Linked DNA regions of Homo sapiens: region 1 is linked to region 2. The links are chromatin contacts, found by Hi-C in ENCODE. All regions are on one chromosome and are shown on one strand. The core of a region is the stretch at or near the end of the contact, and the rest is flanking DNA. Distances in the headings are between cores, read along the strand shown.

Region 1 (3,447 bases), core at 131-2,630, 160 kb before region 2:
CCTCCCACTACAAAGTATCCGTTCTTCGCATCTTGCCTCTGGGATGCCCAGAAGATCAAGTAACCCAAATTCATACTCAAGAGCCTTAGCTGGTAAACGGACCTCTGATGGGTGAAGAAAATCTGAAAGGACTCAATAGCTCCAGAGTAGACATATACAGATGCACAACTGGGTCTAAAACCTTGAGCCTCCTTAAAGCTTGGGGGTTTTCTGATTTTATTTTGCTGTTGCTGCTGCAGGAAGACTTAGGAGGCTTTGCCCCTAGGAAGTCCCAGGTCCTTTTCCATCTCTGGGAACACAGGTCAGCCTCCAGACTCTGAGCCAAGTACATAAGCTCTCAGGAACAGACAGAAATGCACATGTTTTGAGTTCTAATCCTGGGCTTCCTCTGATGATGTGAGAAGTCACTTGGCTTCCGTAAACCTTGGTTTCTTCCTTGCCTACCTCATGACAACCAGCCTCTGATTGCCCTATTAGAAAAAATCAACAAAGGTAAAGGGAGAGGCCAGCATGTGCTGAACAATTACTATGTGCCAAGGACTTCATGGTCTCACAGTTAATCTTCAAACAATCTGCGAAGCAAGTATTATTGTAAGCTACTGCTCCCTTCTCCTCTTCCTCAGCCTCTCTGTAAGGTTAGCTCTTCTCATCTAAGACTCAGCCAAAATATGAATTCCTAGGAGGCACCTTCCCAGACCACCAGAACTAAACAGTGTCTCCACTGTAACCCTCTACGGTTCACATTCTTCAGCTTGTAATGACTCCACGCTGGTTATCTGTGGATTGGAACCCTCCTTGTGAGCTCAGAGAGCTCTATATGTGCTTACCACACCCACCTGTTCACCATGACACACTGCAGCCTGGCCAAGAACCCAGCACATGTAGGCACGAACTAACACACTGAATGAATGAATGAATGAATGCATGCATGCATGCATGCATGAATGAATGAATCATAAGATATGCTATGTTTCCACCCTGAAATGCCAACAGATTTTTAGATTGCTTTGTAGCAAATTCAAAATCTTGATGCATGGGAAGGATAAGTTAGTTTGGAGACAAAAAAAGAACCAAAGAAAGAGAATCTTATTTCTTTCTTCTAATTACCAGGTTCTCAGATTCACTGCTCCAAAGAAAAGCAACAAGGAAGATCCTATGGAGGCAGCAAACCTTTGTTCCAATCATGAAATGGCAGCCATAATTTGTTTTCCAGAGTCACTTTCTCACTCATCCCTATTTTCAAATAGCCTGCCCTTATGCAATTAGCTCTCCCTTTTCACTGCCAAAAAATGACAACTGTTTTCCATCCCACCAATGCGCTTGCTTTCTCATCTCATCTTTTAATAAGGAACAGAATGTGAAATGGCATGGTTCTGTCTCTCAGCTTGGTTGGTCAAGCCAAGCAACAGGCTCAGGCCTGATGATCTGATCATAAAGTCAGCCTGGGCTATCCACGCCTTCAGGACAAAGCCCCCCAGTTCTGGAGCACTTTCAGGGTTCTCTGTTAGTTTTTTCATTTGCTTTACAAACATACCACTAGAGGCATCATATCTCTGTGGCTTTTGTTGTTGTTTTTGTTCTCTGTGGTTTTTAAAAACAGCTGAGGTCAAGGATTCTTTGCTAGGAGTAAAAACTTGGCAAATAAGAGCTTTAAAGAATTTTTATTTTATCCTCTGGGCAGCACTGAAACCTCACACAAACATAGACTATCACACTTCTGTGAATCAGTTTTTGACACATTTGTTTTTCCCAAAAGATAACAAGGGTGTAGAGGACAATATTCTCAGAGTCCAACGTGGTAGGCAGGCACATCTGATCGCTCAGTGAATGTTCCCACTGGATGGACAGACAGGCAGATGTAAAAATGGACAGATGGATGGATGAATGGCTGGAGCAGGGAAAGGGTGGGAGGCAAAGGGCATGGGGAAATGATCGAACTTACTACTTCACTAAGAATGGACATCTACTTTCTTTCCAAGAAATAAAGAGTGATGGACAACATAAGCACAGAGACAAGGATACAAAGACATTTGTTGCAATACCACTTAGGGTAATAAAAGCCTGGAAACAAGGAATGAAATGGTTATATAAAACACAGCACACTCATAGCCAGGCTGCGCAGCTATGAAAAGAACAGCAGGCATCTCCTCTAAAGAGGAGGAGATCTCTAAGATATAATGTCAAATGACAAAAGCTAGACACAAAACAAAGTGTCAGGTGAGCTACTATCCTCTTGAAGTATTAGCGTGTTGGGAGACACACGTGTCTATATGCATGAACCATTTCTATAAAGACACGTAAGAACCTGCTAGCCATGGGTGCCTTTGAGGGAAGGCACTGAGAAGCAAGCGTCAGAGGAGAGACGATGATCTATTCCTATCTGTAAAACTTTACACCTTGTAGATTTTTACCATGTACATGACTTGTTAACCTTTCAAAAAATCAACGTAACAATCACGCAATTTTAAATCGAAAGAAAGAAACTATCATGTCTATGGTGGAAAGAAAATCAGAACAGTGAATACCTCAGGGAGAGTGGAGTGGGAAACACCAGGAAATGGCATGAAGGGACATTCTGGGGCGATGGTAAAGTTCTATGTGCCTACTGAAGTATTTTGGGAGAAACATATACCGACATCTGCAATTTACTATGAAATGCATCCCAAAAAAGATAAAATGATGGACAGATGAATGAATGAATGGATGGATGGATGCACGCATAGATGGATGGATAAAAAAACAGATGATAAAGTACAGCAAAATGTTAATGGTAGACTCTAAGTGGTAGGTATACATGTGTTCACTGTAAAATTCTTTCATATAATTGCTTTTAAAATTTCAAGCAAAATCCTGGAAAGTTTTTGTTCCACCATGCTGGAAGAACGACTGAATTATCCTTCTACTCTCTGTACAGAAAATGATGTAACAGTACTGTCTTCTGAACAGGCTATCAGAGTATGCAGCTTAAAAATGTAGGAGAAAAGGGATCAGAGAAGAGTACCCGATGGTTAATTAATTAACCTATGATGTTTGTCTGGATTCTGTGGTATTTGTGGTATGTATCAGCTCTTTAACAATGATAATTTGTAAGGCTGGGCATGGTGGCTCATGCTTGTAATCCCAGTAATTCAGGAGGCCAATGCAGGAGGATCGCTTGGGCCCAGGAGTCTAAGGCCAGTCTGGGCAACACAGGGAGACCCCATCTCAACAGAATATTTAAAAAGTAGCTGGGTGTGGTGGCATGCTCCTATAGTCCCAACTACTCTTAAGGCTGAAGTGGAAGGATTGCCTGATCCCAGGAGGCAGAGGCTGCAGTGAGACCTGATTGCGCCACTGCACCCCAGCCATGGTGACAGAGTGAGACCCCATCTCGAAACAATAAATAAAGACAATTTGTTGCGATTTATTTCCTCATTCTAAGTAAGTGTTTTTTTCTTTTCTTTTTTT
Region 2 (3,208 bases), core at 626-3,125:
TAGTTTCTAGGTGATGGCACAGTATTAACGTATTCACTTTGGATTTGGTTTCCCTATTTTCCCCCCAACCTAACTCAAAGATAAGCATTTGGGGCATTCAAGGCCTACCATCTGCTCATTCGTTAAAAAACAAATGCTAAAATTTGTCCACTTGCAGCTTTGTTTGATCTGTCTCAAAATACATTGGCATTTCCCCTAATGTTGAACAGGCCCTTCCAGTATTTAGGCAAGATCGATGAACTCATTTGCAGAATGGTCCAGTTTCCACAAACAAGCTGTCACCAAAGCAAGAGGGTTCGTTTGCACTTTGCAATCCTGCTACTGTGTTTACCAAGGCATCTTTCCTCAGTACTACTGCAGGTCCAGCAGATGGGTTGCTAATGAAGAGAACGTGATTGTCTATTTGGAAAAATACAAGCTATTTATTGCAACTGATAAATCATGGCTTGACTCTTTGCCCAAACGGGAAGTCAGACAATGATGTTTCTCAAGTTTAAGAACAAGCTCCTGAGTCCAAGGACCAGCTTCAGAAGCTTTCAAGACAGTTTGCAGGCAAACTTTGACAACTAATGAAAGCTGTCTTTTACATTTTCTTTGTTTTCGTTTAAACACTCCTAGAACAGACGTGTACAAACTATGGCCCTGAGGCTAAATCCGGGCTGATGCAAGTTTTGTAAATAAAGTTTTATTGGCATACAGCCAAGCCCACTCATCTACACAATGTCTGCGGCTGCTACAACAGCAGAGCTGAGCAGTTGTGACAGAGACCCATCTGGACAACAAAGCCAAAAATATTTACTATCCAGCCTTTTATAGAAAAAGTTTGCTGAACCCTGTCCTAGAAAGAATGAAAGCAGTTCCTCTGAATTATCTCGTAAGTCCAACCAGACCAGTATGAGACAGAGCTGAGCTACCTGAGTGATCTAGGTCCAAGCACAGTTGACCAGTACAGGTCGGACTGCAGAGGTAACCTCAGCGTCAGCTCAGTTCATCCCTTTTGACTTGGCTGAAGGCACTACCCCAAGAACAGCAACCCTCTACACTACTTCAATTGTTAGGTAAATCCCTTTGACGGTAGATCTTTGAAGAATGCAGGAACTTATCTTCCTTGATTTTTCTTTAAACATCATGTGACAGTCAAAAAAAAAAAACCCCACCATTCTTCAAAGGGAATTGTAAAAGATGAAAAATGGTAGGAAGAAGGTTTATTTGGGGCCATCTGATGTGGTCCACTGGACATAAGTCACAAAAGTATCTCTACATTGGCAAAAACTCATGCTGGGTCCAACTGGCCATTTGACATCAGGGAGATGAAACCACTCTTTTTCTTCGCTTAGCCGCATACACGACATGGAAATTGGTTAGATGTTCATTTAGATCCAGACCAGGCCTAAAATCCTAGGACTGGCCTGACCATTTCCATTATTCATTCATGCACACATCCAAATCATATTTACTGAACACCTACTATGTGCCAGGTACTATGCTGGTGCTTTAGTTATGGAGGCCAATAACACAAACAGGAATCCTGCTACCAGGGAGCTTACAGACTAGTGGAGAAACCGAAAACAAGTTCAAACCAGGAATAAATAAGACATACTGCAAATTGTCACAAGTGCTCCATAAAACATAGCTGGAATGCTGAAGGGGGCAAGGTACATCCTGGCAGGCCAGGGAATGGCTCTCTGAGGAGGTGGCAAGTCCAAGGTCTGTGTGAAGGAATGAGGGCAAGCAAGCCCTGCAAGGCATTTGGGAGTGGGGGAGAAAAGCGCATTCTAGACACTCACTTAGGGAGAGCAGCAGGAGTCAGAAGACTCGGTGGAGGCTCCCTCGTGTGGTCACTGCAGGGAGGCAGCCTGCCCCGCATCACCAGCTTTGCAATGAAGTCCCTCTGGCTCTTGACTCGCCATGTGGCCTCAGGCAAATCAAGTCTCTGTGCCCCTAGCTTTTTCACGTGGACAGTGGGAAAACTCAAGAGACGGTGACTTTGGTCAGCCCAGCCCTGAGGCGGGAAAAACACGGCTTGTTCCAGGAACTGAAATGAGGTGATACAGGCAGAGAACAGCATAGGTTGGGGAGCTGCGCACCAGACAGGGTTGAAAAGGTGGGCAGGGCCAAGTCAGGCAGGGTTTTGCAAGTCATGGTAAGGCATCTGGATTTCATTTTAATTGCAACGGGAAGTCACTGAAGGGTTTTAAGCAGGAAAATATCTTGAGCATATTTGTAGTTTTAAAAGAAAGCTCTGTGTTGTAAAGAAAGGGGTAAGAGTGACCAGAGCAGAGGCAGAGAGAGCAGGATGCTGCTGCTGTCATGGACTGTGCTGGAGGCAAGGTAAAGCAGCTGAACCTGACCTCGAGTGCCAACTCGGACCAACTGGAAGTGGCCATCTATAACACTGTGCTGAGAACGTGCTGGAAGTTTAGACAGGGATCATTGGGGAAAAGTATCCTGTTTGATTAATGATGCCTGCCATGGGTGTGGAAGGGAGAATAGCAGTATGGTGTCAATATCTGTCCATCTCTCTACAGAGACCGAGAACATTTCAGTGCCTCTAACACTAATGTGTCTACAGCTCGGCTGGGGGCCTTGTTAAAGTGCAGACTCTGAGACGGTAAGGTCTGACATTCTCCTTTTCTTTTCCTGACAGGGTCTCAACTGTGTTGCCCAGTCTGGTCTTGAACTCCTGGGCTGAAGTGATCCTCCTACCTAAGTCTCTGGAAGTGCTGAGATTACAGGCGTGGGCCAGCCCAGCAACATCCTGCCTCTCTAACATGCTCCCAGGTGACGAGTCCACTACTGCTGGTCCAGAGACCTCACTTCGGTCTTTTTTTTTTTTTTTTTTTTTTTTTTTAAGACAGAGTCTCGCTCTGTTGCCCAGGCTGCAGTGCACTGGCTGGATCTCAGCTCACTGCAACCTCCACCACCTGGGTTTAAGCAATTCTCCTGTCTCAGCCTCCCGAGTAGCTGGGATTACAAGCACGAGCCACCATGCCTGGCTACTTTTTGTATTTATAGTAGAGACTGGGTTTCGCCATGTTGGCTAAGATGGTCTTGAACTCCTGATCTCAGGTGATCTGCCTGTCTCAGCCCGCCAAAGTGCTGGGATTACAGGCATGAGCCACCGCGCCCGGCCTCAGAGACCTCATTTTGAATAGCAAGAATCTAGAGAACTTACTTTCCCCCCATAGATTTGTGTAAGATAAGCTCC

Evidence for each region. Hi-C counts contacts between places; a loop is a spot of excess contacts on that map. Pooled maps may share reads with other maps.
Region 1: a loop to region 2 is called in a map of IMR-90, with 3 times the contacts of the local background. The contact joins two enhancer-like sites. A Hi-C loop is called at or near these places in 3 of 168 maps with a recorded cell type or tissue (IMR-90, PC-3 and endothelial cell of umbilical vein) and 6 of 50 pooled maps.

Annotation. Positions count from the first base shown.
Region 1 is chr16:12,390,889-12,394,335 of GRCh38, reverse strand. The region is part of intron 16 of SNX29 (sorting nexin 29); the gene reads right to left. Among named protein-coding and RNA genes, the nearest start is that of SNX29-AS2, 20 kb to the right of the region's middle. Within about 2 kb of position 1,380, at least 2 of the 41 ENCODE cell types and tissues checked have a DNase peak (open chromatin) inside an H3K27ac peak, as active enhancers do.
Region 2 is chr16:12,227,543-12,230,750 of GRCh38, reverse strand. The region is part of intron 14 of SNX29 (sorting nexin 29); the gene reads right to left. Among named protein-coding and RNA genes, the nearest start is that of SNX29-AS2, 140 kb to the left of the region's middle. Within about 2 kb of position 1,875, at least 3 of the 41 ENCODE cell types and tissues checked have a DNase peak (open chromatin) inside an H3K27ac peak, as active enhancers do.